Regions from separate parts of the Mus musculus genome. Here region 1 is linked to region 2. Evidence: chromatin loops called from intact Hi-C (ENCODE). Cell type or tissue: heart. All regions are shown on one strand.

Region 1 (8,000 bases), 410 kb before region 2:
CTTGAACTCATGGCCCCCTGACTCTCATTCTGTCTCTCAAGCACCAGCATGGTACTGTAAGCCTCACCTCCCACTTCGGGCCTTCTTGAGAAGGGGTTTACTTCTCAGCAAAGCAAGTTTGGCGAGGTCCCCTGACCACTCCCATGGCTTCTCCTGTGTCCCAGGAATTCTACAGAAGTATTTTCAATGCATCAAAAATTATCGAGGCTCTTCAGAAAAGGCCATTCAATTTTATTGTAAACAGAAAAGGAAGTGGTGCCAGACAAAAGCTGGCATTTCCGCACCCTTTCCTGCAGGACCCAGGAGCTGGCATTTCCGCACCCTTTCCTGCAGGACCCAGGAGCCGGTCAGTCTCCCCGCACTGCCCAGTGAATCTTTCTGTCCAGGGAATGGAAATGTTTTCTGTCGGAGACTGCAGACTGAGGGCCCTGAGTTTTGGATTTTAATTTATCTGAGGCAAGATCTCTTGTAGCTCATCTCACACTTAACCTGAGGATGACCTCGCACCAATCCTTCTGCCTCTGGCTCCCAGTCACTGGGACTCCAGGGTTACACAACCTGGGCTGTGAGGTGCTGGGGAGCTGGGGAGCAAACCCGAGACTCTATGCCCAAGGCAAACCTTCCGAGCCACATTTCCAGCCTATATATACTCAATTCAACATTACCTTTTTAAAATCTAATTTTATGTGTCTGGGTGTTTGCCTGGGTGTTTGTGCACCTACTACTACCCGACGAGGCCAGAAGAGGGTGTCACAGCTCCTGAAATTGGAGCTATAGATGGTTATGAATCGCCATGTTGGGAATCGAACCTACATGCTCTGGAAGAGAAGCCAGCACTCTGAGCCATCTCTCCAGGCCCCTTTGATTTATTTTTGAGACAGGAGCTCATGTAGCCCAGGCTGGCCTCGAACTCATGGAGGAGCTTAGGATGATGCTGTATTTCAGATCCTTTTTTCTGCATCCCTGGTCCTGCTATCACCTAGTAACACCATTCCTGGTTTATGCAGTGCTAAGGTTTGAACCTAGGACTATGCGCTTGTGAGGCACAGTCTACCTCAGCCTTTGTTTCAGTGCTGGGAACAGAATTCAGGGCATTGCCCATAGTGAAGTGCTCTACCACTGAGTTGCACCTCCTCCTCAGTTTTCTTCAATTTAAATGGATTTAAGCAGAACCAGCTGGCTCGTGGCTGTTATACGGAACAGTCGAATGCCATCTCTTTCCTTGGGACAAATGTGGCTTGCGGTGTCCTGTCCTGGTACACATGGATTCTAAGTTATGCCTCTCTCTAGACTGCTGCCGGCTTGTGCATCAGAAGAGACTAGTTAAGGGGTGACGGGGTGAGGGACTCAGTGGTTAGAATATAACATCTGTAGACAATGATTTGGGTGAAATATACCTATTTTCTATGCTTCTACAATCTCAGTAGTCTAAACGTCTTGGGGGTAAAATGGACTGTGAGTGGAAAAGCGTAGGCATCACTGAGTTCCTCCCTCAGCCACGCCCGGTGGCTTCATCTCTGGGGGAATGATGTATTAGTGCAAAGGAACTCGGAGGTGGGGGACTGTTATGCAGGACCTTGTTCTACTAAGCCAGGAGTGAGAAACGCAGTCTGTGTAATGACTGGGATCGGCCCTTTTTATTAACAGAAGTGAGCCATATTCCCTACCTAAGTTCCTAGGTGACCTTTTCCCCACTCAGAGAGGGTTTTAAGCTGTCTCAGCGCAATTCCTTACAGGGGAATCACCCACACCTCATGTGAGGTGCCTGCTGCTCTGGCCTCATGGAGGCTGAGACATGGCCCCTAGGGGATGAGAGTTCTGGGGCTGACCTCACGGTGCTGGTCCCTCAGGACAGTGAGAACCGCAGAACTCTGCCTTCCCACCCCGGCCTCAATGGATCGCAGCAGCAGAAGGCCATGTCCCTCCGATGACCCAGATCCCTTTAAAGTGCAGACTTGGGAAGCTCAAAGCTGCCAGGATAATTTACTGCTCGCCCCAACCGGCACCTAACAGTCCTGACCTGCAAAGACAGGCTGTCCCTGTAACAGGCTGTCCCTGTAACCGCACATGTGTCAACTCAGAAACACCCCTCGAAGGCCCAAGATCCGTTCTTTTGACATGCAGTCATCCTGAAGGCAAGCCTCTGTGTCTCAGTCTCTGTGGGGGACGGGATGCTAAGGTCAGCTAGCACTGCCACAGTGGCCAGCCCTCTCTGCTTTCCCGAGCCACTGAAAGCTGGGTGACTTTCTTGTTCTAACCAAATACCCCAGCAAAGCAACCTGAGGAAGGAAGGAAAGCTTTATTTCAGCCCAAGGTCTGAGGGGATAAAGTCTGTTCCAGCGGAGAAGGAAGACATCAGGAACGTGATTGCTGGTCACATCCTGCTCACAGGCAGGAAGCAAAATGGATGCTCAAGCTCAGCTCACTTCCTCCTGATTTCTTCTGCTGGCTGCCCTGGCTCATGGGACAGGGTGACTGCTTTCAGGGTGGCTCTTCTCTACTCAGTTACGTATCCTCGGAAACACCCTAACGGGCTCTCACAGAGGTGTGTGTCTCCTGGGCGACTCACCATCCAGTCTAGTTGTCAGTGGAGACTGGTCATCGTACCCTGCTTGCTCCCTCTCCTCTGCATACAAAGGAACCAAGCTCTGCTTGTATTGCATGGCCAGCAGGTACAGAAGAGAATCAACTTCCATCACATCAGCTAAACTCCTACGGTGCTTATCTTCAATAGTATAGATGTCTTCCGGAAAGTCTGTCCTAGGAGGGAGAAGGGTGGTTCAGGGAAATGCCCTGTTCCTTAGGGCTGAGAACCAGGTGGGATGGAGTGTCCCTCAACCAGATGGTGCCCCTGCCCTGGTCAGTGAGCTAAGCCAGTACCTTTGAATGTCATGCCTTTTGGCTTCGGCACAGGAGGCAGGGCCAGCCTGGGTCAGGGAGTCTGTGTTGGGTGAAGGAAGGATTGGGAGAGATGAATGAGCTCGTCCCTAAGGGTCCCTGGGTCCTTTGAGTATCAGTTATGTCCTGGGAGACCCATGGCTGGGAGGCTTTTGGGGTTATCTCGTTCTCAGGAAGATTTGTCACACCCTAAGAATAGACTTGAACCGTCTTTGTTGGGCAGACGAGGTCATGGACCGCTTGCGAAACCCTGTTTTAAATCTAGCAGCAATCACGTAAATAGGCAAAAGTTGAAGATACTGCAGATGAGTTTTTTATTCTTTATGGATGGAAAGTAATTTCACTGGCACCTAATATGAGGAAGGAATTAAAAGAAAATCACACATGCGTAAGTCTAAATGTTCGTAAGCATATATGAGTTTCCTCAGCATGACTGACAGGAAGAAATAAAATAAGCAACAAAACAAAACAGACCTCAAAACCATTTGGCCCTCAGTAAATGTCTTCAAGTTCCATCCCAGGGACCCAAAGGGCTTGCGTATCTGCACAGCTTGTCTGGCTTTCGACCACTCTGTTGAGTTTTCCCCAAACACTTGCTGAGTGTAGGGGGCTGTGGAACCAGAGTGCTCTCCCTGCCTCTGGAGGAAGCAAGGTCTTGCAGCTGACTACCTGACTGAGCTGTCCTGTCTCCTCACAGTTTGCTCTCTTTGGCATGTTTGGTTGACATCAATCTCTGGTCTTTCTCAATGGTGGTGATGGTGAGGTGGGTGAGTCTCCATGGTCTCTCATGGCCTTGGGTCAGCTTGCTCTCTTAAGTCCTCAGAGTCTAGCTTGGTGCAGTAAGAGAGTCTGTCTGCTATAAAGGATCTCTGATCACCAGGGTTCTGCCATTCAACTTTCCACAATCATGATGGACAGTTAGGACAGACAAATAGACTTCTCCTTGGACCCATGACCTGGTCACATTGCCATTCTTTCCACAGAGAGCTCATGACCTCTGGGAACTGTCACATTCTGGCCACAAGGGGGCAGCAGAGGGCGAGGAAGCCCAGTCAAGACTTCTGAGGGCATACGTATAAATATATTGCATAATGATACATAATAAAAACGAACCCATATGTATTAATTTTACCTATGTGTATGTGTGTGCATCTTCATGAGTGTGTGTCACATGTGTACAGTTTCCAGCCGAGGCCCCGGAGGGAGTTGGAGGCACTGAAGCTGGAGTTACAGGTGGTTGAAAGCACCTGACAAGGGTGCTGGGATCCTCTGAAAGAGCGTGCCTGATGGCTGAGCCATCTCTCCAGCACCTCACCTAGCACCTAGCACTACCCTTGGGGTAGCCTCTTGCTGGGTCCTGCCAGGCTCTGGTCCCCCTCTGAGATGTGCTGTTCTTCCAACTCCTTTTAAACACTCCTTAAGACTATGATGTTTGGGACTGGTGAGATGGCTCAGCGGTTAAGATTGCCAACTGCTCTTCCAAAGGTCCTGAGTTCAAATCCCAGCAACCACATGGTGGCTCACAACCATCTGTAACGAAATCTGATGCTCTCTTCTGGAGTGTCTGAAGACAGCTACAGTACTTACATATAATAAATAAATATTAAAAATATTAAAAAAGGAATATGATGTTTGAAACTCACGTTCAAAAATATGTACCACAATACAGAGATTATACAAAACAAATGCAGACATGACATCAAAGGAAAGCTCTTGAGTTAAAGTTCAAATCTGAGCCAGTGTCCCCTCCTCCCCTCAGATCCTTGGAGCACTTCCCACATTGATGACCCGCTCTGGCGGTCCTCTGTTGAGCTCACCTGGCTGTAGGTGGAAGACCTAACTCCTGTCAGAGCTTGTCTCTGTGATCCTGTAGCCCTGGATATATACACTGCTAAGCCTCCATCTTACACCAAAGCCCCCCACAGGAACAAAAGAGAAGGTTTCAGAACAGTGACTGTGAGCATGTGCCTGGGTATTTGCCTGTGGCCATTCCTTCACGGAGGCTCTGTGGTAGGAGAGGTCAAGGCCAGCATGCCAGGACTGTTAGAATCTCCCTCCCTGGGCTGCACAAGGCCTTGGCTTCATTGTAAATGAGGATGACCTGGACCCAGCTCCTCATCCTCCTGTCTCTACCTCCTGAGTCCTGGGGATGATAGCTCTATACCACACCTGGTGTTTGCTCTGTTCTTCAGCTAGTAGCCATTCCAGCACTTGACAGCTGTGAGACACCCAGCTTCCAGTGGGAGAGATTGGCAGCAGCACCAGGGAGCACAGTGGCGTTCGCGCCCCAAGGTGGTCTCTGGGTGTTTGTGTCCTCAGCTCCAATCACAGTTAGTACCACACTGCCACACGCCTCGGGCCTGCAGTGCCAGGAGCCTTGACTCTTGAAGAAAGATTGATTTTATTTTCAAATTATGTATATATGGTTGTGCCTAGGTGTGGATCTTTGCAAGTGTGAGTGTAGGTTAATAGGGGGCTAAGTGGGCATCAGTGCCCTGCGGCTGTACTTATGATTGGCTCCAGGGCTTCAGGTGCTCTGAAAGAGCAATGGTCCTCCTTACCTCTGAGCGGTCTCTCCAGCCCCAGGAGCCTTGGCTCTTGAGGCTTGGTGGTTTTCAGAGCTCAAACTGGAGTGGGCAGTTTGTCATTGTTGGATCTTCAAGGCAGTCTGTCTGTCTTCAGCCCCGGCTTCCTGTCCACTCCTTCTGTCCCTCTCCTTCAGCATCTGTGCTCCCTGTGGTTTCTGCCTTGGCTCCTCTCTGGGGCTCCTTAGTTGTCCCCTTGTTACTCCTGCTGCGGTGGCTGTGTGTAGACACCAGGGTTCTCTAAAGGAACAGCATTTATAGGAAGAGACAGACAGAGAGAGAGAGAGAGAGAGAGAGAGAGAGAGAGAGAGAGAGAGAGGACAAAGGGGATTTATTAGAATGACTTCCAGGCTGTGGTCCAGCGAATCCAACGATGGCTGCCTGTGACTCGAAAGCCCACAAATCCCATAGTTGTTCAATCCACAAGGCTGAATGTTTCTCAGATGGTCTTTAGTCCATGTTGGAATCCCAAAGAAGTAGGCTCTGATGCCAGTGGACTTACTAGAAAGGCGAGAGCAGGCAGGCAGAGACCAACGCTTCCTTCTTCCATGTCTTTATGTAGGTTTCCAGCAGAAGGTGTGGACCAGATTAGAAGTGGTTTTTTTCATCTGAAATTGTCTGGATTAGAGATGTGTCTTCCTACCTCAAAACTCAAGTGACAGCTCATGTTGTCACAGATGCAGAACCAGTGCATCCATTGCTGGTGGGAGTGCAAACATGTACAGTCACTTTGGAAACTTTGGCAGTTTCTCTGAAAATTGGAAATAGATGTATCTCACCAAAGAATGGATGAGGAAAATGTGGTACATTTCCACAATGGAGTATCACTCAGCTATTAAAAACAATGCCATCTGGAGGGCAGGGCGGGGGGAGGGTATAGGGGAGTTTGGGGATAGCATTTGAAATGTAAGCGAAGAAAATATCTAATAATAATAATAATAAAAAACAATGACATTGCCGGGCAGTGGTGGCACACACCCTTAATCTCAGCACTTGGGAGGCAGAGGCAAGCGGATTTCTGAGTTCGAGGCCAGCCTGGTCTACAGAGTGAGTTCCAGGACAGCCAGGGCTATACAGAGAAACCTTGTCTCGAAAAACCAACAAAACAAAACAAAACAAAACAAAGAAACAAACAAAAACAATGCCATGATGGAATTTGCAGATATATGGATGGGACTAAAAGGGAGCATTCTGAGTGAGGTAACCCAGACCCAGAAAGACAAACATGGTATGCGCTCACGTTAGCCAGTAAGTAAAGGATGACTATGCTACAGTCCACAGATCCAGAGAGGCTAAGTAACAAGGAGGGCTCAAGTGAGGGCCATAGGAATCTCACTGAGAAGGGGAAACAGAATATACAAGGTGGGTGGGTGTGGGTGGGATGGGGACGTGGGGACTGTATAGGGGTGGGGTGGGTGGGAATGAGAATATAAAGGATCAGGTTGTGAGAGATTGGAGGAAGACAGCACTGAGAGAGACAACTGGAATGAAGTTGGGGGACACCAACATCTCTGTGATAAGCTAGATACCAGAGGCACTGGAAACTACCAAGAATTTCTTATGGTGACATAGCCAAGACTCCTAGCAATGGGGGTTATCAAACCTGAAACAGCCACCTCCTATAACCAGGTAAGACTTGCAAAAGAAGGAATTAAGACACCAATCCAGCCACAAAACCTTAGACCCACAATTTGTCCTGCCTAACAAGATGTGCAGGGGTAAAGATGGAACAGAATTGGAGAGATGAGCCAACCAACGACTGGCACAGCTTGCGATCCAAGTCATTAGAGGAGCCCACCCTTCTATTATTGATGGCAGTATTAATGATACTCTGCTATACTTGTGGACAGGAGCCTAGCATAACCTTCATCAGAGCGGTTTCACCCAGCAAGTGCTGGAAACAGATGCAGAGACCCACAGCTCAGTATTAGGCTGAGCTTTGAGAATCCTGCAGATGATTGAGAAGAAGGATTGTAGGAGCCAGAAGGGACAAGGACACCACAAGAAAACCTTCAGAATCAACTAACATGGGCCCATAGCGGCTCACAGAGACTGAACCGCCAACCACTGAACACGCACAGGATTGACCCTCTGCAATATTTAACAGTTGTGTAGCTTGGTCTTCTTGTGGGACTCCTAACAGCAGCTAAAGGGGCATGTCTCTGACTCTGTTGCCTGCTTCTGGGACCCTACCTCCTACTGGTCTGCCTGTTCTAGCCTCAGTAGGAAAAGGCTAGAACACTAAGTAGCCCTCAACCTGGTATTCCAAGGTCTGTTGATACCCATGGGAGGCCTCCACTTCCCTGAAGAGAAAGGAACAAGGATTTCCTTGGCGACGGATTGTAGGTGAGGTGTGAAGGACTATGGGGAGAGGAGGGAGGGTAAACTGTGGCTAGGATGTAAACTAACTAACTAACTAACTAACTAATAACTAAATACAGGAATTAAAAAAAGTGGATCTCAGCTGGGCAGTGGTGGGTTTTGCTTTAAATCCCTAAAGACATGTGGATCTTTAAG
Region 2 (8,000 bases):
AGGCTCTGACACTAAATCAGGCTGTTGCTTTCCACCTGCAGTGGTCTAAGGTCTTAAGGTAACAAATTTAAATAACTTAGTATACCCGGCTTTCCTAACAACAGCCAACCAAACAAAACTCAGAAAAGGCATTTTCAAGCTAATTCCACTCTTCTACCAAAATCATATGGTGTGATAGACTTCCACATCTGGCAGGGCATAGGTTTGGGACGAGCTTGAGGCTCATGTGCACAAGGCTGAAAACAATTAGCGCTTCTGTATGTGAGACTGGATGACAAGGGAGGACAACCCAAGATTCCTGTGTGGCATGCATGGCTGTCTACCCCAAAACAGACCTGCAGAGCACCTCACTATTGACAGGGACATAGAGTAATGTGGTTGGCATACTTGTGATCCCAGCACTGAGGCAGGAGGATTGCCATGAGTTTAAGGCAAGTCTGGCTATAGAGCGTGACTGTCTCCAATGAGAAAGAAACAGACAGACTACAGTCAGACAGATAGATAGACAGACAGACAAACAGACCAACAGGAGGAGGGAAGGGGACAGGAGAGAAAGAAACAGAGTCAAGAAGTAGTCAGTCTTGCTCTGTGCTGGAAATATTCTTGACTTTGATACCACAGAACACTTATGTCATGCCAGGCACCATGTTAGGAACCAGGACCCAGCAGTACCCAGTCCTAACCTACGTCCCCACAGGGACATCCTTCACACAGTCTATGAGAATGGCTCATTATTAAAATTGCTGTAAAATACAGTGCACAGGGCTGGAGGAATGCCATAGTCTGGAGACTGGCTACTCTGGGGCACTCAGACCTGTTAGCTAGCAAAAATGAACATGTTTTACCCAAACAGGAGCAGGAGAGAGAAGGTTCAGGAGGTTATCTTACCTGCCCCCATACAGTGCAGACTGAGGACCAGCAGCAGCAGCCAGAGTGCAGCCATGTTCCACTCTCTGAAGGTGCAGGAAGGCCAGGCCCCTGGGCACCTCCTGCAAGGGCCTCAGGTTCTCTCCTGCCCCAGCCTGGGCAAATGATCTTCACACACTGAGGTAAATATGGTACCTCTTGCTCAGGCCCCTTGCTCCTTGCTGCCTATGTGGCCCCGAGTCACTCAGCCCCTCCTTTGTACCCACTCACTCAACCAAATCTGGGGTCCTAAAGGGAGTGGTCAGATTAGCTGGGTAGTTAAGTCAGTCCAATCACTAAGTGACTTAGCCTAGCATCATCGGTTAATAGGTAAACCTCATTGTGCCCTGTGCTTTAAGAACAGGACCTTCTAGGTGGTTTCCTGAGGTCCCTGGGGGTGATCGCTGAAGCATTTCCAGGAAATACAACCCTGGCCTGCCCCTGGGTTGACTTTCTCATCTCACACACTTCCAAAAGAAAAAAGAAAAAGAAAAAACAAAAAAACAAAAAACTTCTAGACAACTTTCTTCCTCTCTGAAAGGGACGTTGCCTAGGAGATAGTACATACACCCCTGGTCTGTCCTGTCACTCAGGAGGACACAGGTGGCAGAGGCAAGACTGTAGGGAAGGAAGGAGGTACAGATAGTGTACACAGTTGCCTTGTGTCAGAGCAGGACTGGACGACAGAAAGCAATCCAACCTTAGAGAGCAGGGGCCAGCCTGGAAACCCCATTCCCTCCTGGGCTGCTTACCAAGCCTCCGTTCCTCCTAGGCTGTAGGAGCTGCTTTGGGAGCCAGGACGCCCTATCTTCCTGCACTCGCGCATCTCTGGGGCAGTTCTACTGAAGCTCTTGGTCAAAAGCTGACCTCAGGCCCAAGCTCAAGCGTCTTCCCCTCCAGAGTCTCTGCTTCCCTGAGTGTGCCCTGCCCCATGCTCCGCTCTGTTGAGCTGACCTCTGGATTAGGAAGATGCTATAGTAGAGATGTGGTGCCCCTACTATTCTCCTGGAAAGGACATTATCTACTGGTGACACTTGAGTGTGTTTGCACATGTGCACAGGTGTTCCTGTGTGTGGGTGCTTGTGTGTATACAGCATGCATGCACCTATGTGCAAATGTGTGCAGAGGCCACAGGAACACCTTCCACCTTATTGGTTGTTGTTTTTTGAGACAGGGTCTCTTGATGACCTGGAGCTGGCCAGGTAGGCTGGGCTAGCTAGCCGGAAGCCCGGGGACACACCTGCCTCTGCCTCTGCCTCTGCAGCAATGGAACCACAGCTGTGCACAGACATGTCAGGCTTTTTTGTGGCGTTTTGTTTTGTTTGTATTGTATGTTTTTGTTTTAATGTGGGTCCTGGGGATTGAACTCAGATACTCCCAATTGTGCAGCAAGCAGTTTACCAACCTAGCCATCTCCCCAATCTTAGTGCACTTTTCTTTTTGTGCTAAGAATTCAACCCAGAGCCTCATACACAATAGGATAGATTTTAAATGGCAAGTGCATCTTTTGTTGGACTGTGAATTGCAAAACTGATAGTGTCTTCTATGCCTATAGAAATCTTACATTGATCTCATAAACACACAAACACACACACATGTGCATATATACATACATACACATATAGGCATACACATATACAAACATACATACACCATACATACACCCCACAGTCACACACACTCACAGACACACAGACTCACGGACGTGTCCTCCTCTCTCTCTCTCTCTCTCTCTCTCTCTCTCTCTCTCTCTCTCTCTCTCTCTCTCCTGGGCTGGGAAGAACCCAGATAACCGAAGTTGGTGACACTTCTGCTGAGAAAAAGGGGAAGAGAGGAGCCACAGTCACCCCAACCCCCTCAAAGGCTTACTCCACCCTCCTCCGCCCCCCAACCCACTCCACCCCCCCACCCCCCCACACACACCTGCTCATTTGCAGAGCTCCGTCTGCTCCAGGAGTCCCATCTCTTTTACCTTCTCTTAAGACAGCTCCAAAACAATACAAGTGACTCCCAGCCTCCAAGCCCTCTTTTCCTGGTATGCCTTTCTTCTGTTGCAGGAATCCAGTCTTGACCCCATCTCTGAGCCTACTACCTGTAGCCTAGAGAGAAGGCCTGCAGAGCCTCACTTGGGCACCCTCCCCCTCATGGGCGTGGCCACGGCAGTGGGACTGAGTGGAGTCCCCTCCGGGAGTCTAGCTCTCTGCTCCAGTAGTCAAGGAGATGTGAAACCTCTTGAGACACCACAGGAAGCCGTAGGAGAGGATTTCACTTCCATATTCATGTGAACATGTACGGAGGGTTTTAGAGTCAAAACGGAAGCCCCAGAGACCTGTGCTCAGCAAAGCGGTTCCTTCTACACACACACACACACACACACACACACAGAGGGCTTCTGTTTACCAGCACAGCTAGCAATAGGGCCTCCAGTCAGGGTCCCATGGACCATTCTTTGAAGGCTACTACTTGAACACACACACACACACACACACAGTCCTCATCTTTCCTGCCTCTCCACCTGGCCTGGCTCCCACATGCCTGCAGTGGGCTAACACTGAGGGTTTGTGCCAAGCATTATAGGTAATTCACAGGAGAGGAAGGCAGTACTGCCTAGTTCTGACTCCCCTTCGCCCCCGAGCCTGGCAGTACTGGATGGAGTTAATGGAGTTCCACAAGGAGATGGGGGTCACTGGAAACAGAAACGTGTGCCAATATTGATACTGTCACTGGAGTTGACATTACGGGAAGTCACACATGTGGCCCTGTGTTTTCCGTGGGACGGTGGCCTTAACCATATGAGTTTCTTCTAGGCATTTCCTAAATTCATCCCATGTAAGCCCTCTGCTTCCTCTTCTGCACAGATGGTTTTAATTCAAGGCCACATTTTGTGACAGAAGAAAAAAAAATGCTGGACCAGTCAATCACTTGTCCACAGTGGCTTTCGGAGCCAAAACTAAATAATTTTATTCAGAGAATCAACTGTATGTATATGTCACTGGAGAGTGACCAACTGGAAGCCTCTTTTTTTTCTTTTTTTTTTTTTGAGACAGAGCCTCACTACGCAGCATAGGATGGCTTTTAGCTTTGGCAATGTTCCTGCCTCAGCCTCCCAGATGCTGGGAGTGCAGGCGTGTCCCACAATGCACAGCAGAAGGTACTTTCAGCATCTATTCTGTCCTAAGTTGTTGCACGGAGTATCATGTTCCCAGAAATCATAAGAAAAAGCTGAACATACAGTTCAAAACATTGACGGAATGGTGTGCTGGAATCCCCGAGTCCCAGTGCTTCAGGTGGGAGCCAGAGGTCAGGGATCAAGGTCATCTCAGATACATGAGATTCTGTCTCAGGACTGTCTGAATCAGTAACTGAAAGAAGCCCGTGGAAAGGTGCTTAGCTTCACGATCACTACACAAAAAGCCGATGCCACGAGAGCCTGCCGGCACCCACCCCATCGCCAGTGACTCTGGGTGATAGTGGGGACAAAAGCAGCTCTAATAGCTGCTCTCTGACCTCTGAAGAGGAGATTACAAGATTGTTGGTTACATACACACACACACACACACAAACACACACACATATATATATGTATATATATATGTATATATATACATATATATATGGAGAGAGAGAGAGAGGGAGTGAGAGAGATGTAAAATGTGTAAAATCAGGAAACAAGAAAACAAGAAAGTGTCCCTTAGGAAGTCCTGAGAATTCTAAGAAAGATAGAGCAGGGCTGGGGGTGGCAGCCGGAGCTGAGTGTGGGATGGCCCTGCAGTTGGTTGACATGGGAACAAGCCACAAAGCAGACAGGCATGGTTCTGTGAGGGAAGAATGAGGAACGAGGGCTGCCCAGGAATGCGCTTTCTGCTGGCAACCACCTCTGCTCTCAAAGGTACCAACCACATCCAGGCCATCCCAGCAAGAGGATCAGGAATTCAAACTTATCCTGAGCTAAATCGGGAGTTCAAGGCCAGCCTGGGCTACATGAGACTTTAACTCAAAGAAAAGGGAAAGAGAACACTAGGCTAAAGTCAGCTTTTGATGCCTCTAGTTAAGGGGTCCTAGAACCCCCACCCTAATGCACTCAACCTTATCCAGTCTCAAAGCTAAGCAGAGTCGGCCTGGCTCTTACTTGGATGCAAGAATGGCTGAGGAAAGAGGCTAACAGGGTGGTGCCTGCCTGCAATCCCAGCAGCTGGGAGGGGTGGAAGCAGAGGACCAGGATGGGGGTGGGGGAGATCATCTCAGCTACACAGCAAACTGGAGGCCAGCTGGGGAGCGAGTGGCACACATATCACTCAATGGGTGAGCATCTAATCTAAGCCCATCCTCTAAGGTCCAGAGAGAGGAGTTAGCTAGAGCTAAGGACAGCAGGTGAACACCTGGAAAAGTGCCACATCTTTAGTCCCAGCAGTTGGGAGGCAGAGGCAGTAAATTTCTTGTATGTTTGAGATCAGCCTGGTCTACGTGGTAAGTTCCAGGTTGGGCAGAGCCATACAGTGAGACCTCCGTCAGTTTTCCGTTTTGATTGGAAGGAAATTGCTGGGTACATTTGAAGAAGAACAGAAACTAGGAAAATGTAGAAAAGGATGTGGACCAGATCCACACAGGTAAAATGAGAATAAAAACAAAAGTATCTCCAAGGGAGAAAATCAAAATACTAAAGATAGAGTCAAAAGTCTAACAGGGGGCTGGAGAGATGGCTCAGTGGTCCAGAGTACAGTCTGCTCTTCCAAAAGATCTAAGTTTGTTTCCCAGTATGCATGTGGCTGCTTACAACCATGTGTGATCCCAGAACCAGGGGATCTGATATCTTTTCCTTGCTTCTGAAGGCACCAGACATGTATGTGTACACATACATTATAGGCAGGCAAAACACCCCCACTCACACAAGTAGTTTGTTTGTTTGTTTGTTTAAATGAAGGCAGAGGAAAGTTCCTGATGTCACTAAGCTCTGTGGCACTGCAGACCGTTGGTGACAATGCTGTTATCCTGCCCTTTCTCCGTGTGAAACTGCTCTCAGCAGTCCCCAGGTTAAGATCACAGAAGGACTGGGGTGCTGATAAGTGGCTGGAGCACTTACCCAGCATGCACGAGGGGCTGGGGAGATCGCTCTTGCCACACAAGCATGAGGGCCAGAATTTAATACCCAGAAGCCATGGAGAGGCCAGGAATACATGTCGGGCATTAGTAATCCCAGCCTCTAGCCAGGAAGTGGGCTCTGGGTTTGAATGAGACTGTCGTGGTGAGTGAGGTGGAAGATGGATGGAGGATGGAAGATTCCTAGTGTTTACCTCCCACAAGGCTGTGCATCCATACTCATGCAAAAACATCACAAGCATGAGTAAGTTAATAATCGTTAGGTTTATAACAACGCTACAAGGGAGCCACGGCTGTTACCATCCTTTACGGAAAGTTGACACGAAGGCACAGAGACAGTAAGTCACTCACTGAAGAGCACACAGGGAAACTGACAGTCATGCATTCCCGAGGGCTTTATCAGTACACACTCTGCTCTTAGAAATGACGTGGTCGGAGAAAAGAGCCGGAGCCCGGGAAGAACTGGATGATGTACGTCCCTTAGACTATGATGCGATATGAAAAACGGAGGTGGCCTCACCAATAGCAAACTAATTCTGTGAGTTAGCCTTAACCACCTCCGCAACAACTCCCGTGTCCCACAGAAAGCAAGGAATAAACTGTGTGTGAAACAGTTTAGCAGCAGCAGTCCTGTGCCGCTGGCTCCCACCATCTGCCCGGGACAGAGCCGCACAGGCGCCTTAGGAAAGAAAGTTCAAGAGGCCGTTGGACGGGTTGGTGAAGGAACCCGAGCTTCTTCACCCTCACCGGCTGTTCCCACTTCACTTCAGGGACTTAGAGAGTTTGTCTGCGCAGAACTGGTCTGACCAATCAAAAGAGCAGCTAGAGGCTGGAGGCGGGAGCATACCGCCCGGAGCTCCAGTTTTCCCAGGTACCCGAGGGGTGGAGGGAGCTAGATATTCCTCAAGGCAGAAGCCATAAACGGGGTCACTGGCAACAAAGCATAGGGGGAACCAAAAAAAACACATACAATTTCCTCAACTGCTTTGTGAGCCGATTATTGGAAACTCTGCCTTCCCATGAGGAAGCTGATGGGATAAAAGGCACCGTCAGCTCCGCTGAGACCAGGGAACCCGAGCTTGGCTGAGGAGAGGGGTTTTCCCGTTTCCCTCCCTAATGAGCTGTGTCCAGGTTAAGGCATGCTGAACCTGAAGTGACAAGCCACTCAGGTCAGATCCAGAAGCAAATTCCAGGAGTTAAAAAGAAGGTACAGTGGGCTGGGGTGTGCTTAGGGGTAGACACTTGTCTAGTACGTGGAGGGAGAGGTCACGCTGACATTAAGAAATGAAGTTTATTTCCTGGAAGAGGGAAGGTATAAGGTAGTGGTTAGGTGGAGCCTGGGGCTCCTGATGAAGGCTCTTCTGGATGCAAGTCCAGGGACAGCGGAACCCTCAGCTGAGACACCTGCACGCTGGCACACACCCTGAGGGATCCCTGGGACTTCGGCTCCGATGAGAGACCTTGGGTAGTCACGAGATGCCTGGACATCCCCGCTGGCCTGGCCTGTGCTGTTCCAAGATCTCCTTGAGAAGAATCAGTCTGAAGAGAGAGCAGAGTGCAGGGAAGTCACCATAAGGAGCCTCTCCCTTCCTCAAGTGTCTCCCCCCTGCCCCTCACAGAACTCCCAACGGAGTGCTGACTCTCCTTGTTCTCAGATCCCCTCTTCCCCTACTCCAAGCTGTTTCTGTGCTCCCAAATAACTGTGTCTGTAACAGGGTCCCCAGCTACCAGGAAAGAGTATACAGGCCAAGTGGAGAATCCTGGCACACACTGACACGGCACTCTTGTCCCAGGTTCCCTGACCTTCCCCGGTGACTTACCACCTGAGCACGGTCTCTGGGAGCAGAGGAAGAAGACAATGCCCATGATGGTGCCTAGCACACCGAGGCCAAAGGCCACACCACACAGGGCATTCTCTAGGAGATCCGAAGGCAGGGCGTTCTGGGGTACTAGAGCAGAAAGGCAGAAGTCATCCTGGAGGCCCAACTGGGGAGCAC

The links. Peaks named below come from ENCODE experiments on the same cell type or tissue, not always from the same donor. Only the 100,000 strongest peaks of a DNase experiment are listed, where the experiment ranks them.
Region 1: a loop joins it to region 2, with 2.3 times the contacts of the local background. A loop is called at or near these places in 2 of 42 quality-filtered maps.

Annotation. Positions count from the first base shown.
Region 1 is chr17:34,551,598-34,559,597 of GRCm38, reverse strand. It overlaps Gm31560 (a long non-coding RNA gene), which reads right to left. Exons shown (of 4, transcript XR_003952414.1): 3 at 5,460-5,723; 4 at 2,285-2,760. Among named protein-coding and RNA genes, the nearest start is that of Notch4, 8.7 kb to the left of the region's middle. In heart, a CTCF peak has its summit at 3,924 (motif pointing right); DNase peaks (open chromatin) are centred at 2,007 and 3,927.
Region 2 is chr17:34,138,359-34,146,358 of GRCm38, reverse strand. It overlaps H2-DMa (histocompatibility 2, class II, locus DMa), which reads right to left. Exons shown (of 6, transcript NM_010386.4): 5 at 7,824-7,952; 6 at 7,258-7,542. The coding sequence ends at 7,538. It overlaps H2-DMb2 (histocompatibility 2, class II, locus Mb2), which reads right to left and starts at 1,110. Exons shown (of 6, transcript NM_010388.5): 1 at 889-1,110. The coding sequence starts at 943. In heart, no CTCF peak of the experiment used is centred here; DNase peaks (open chromatin) are centred at 1,128, 3,128, 3,548, 6,778 and 1 weaker place; H3K4me3 peaks cover 1,441 bases; H3K27me3 peaks cover 4,784 bases.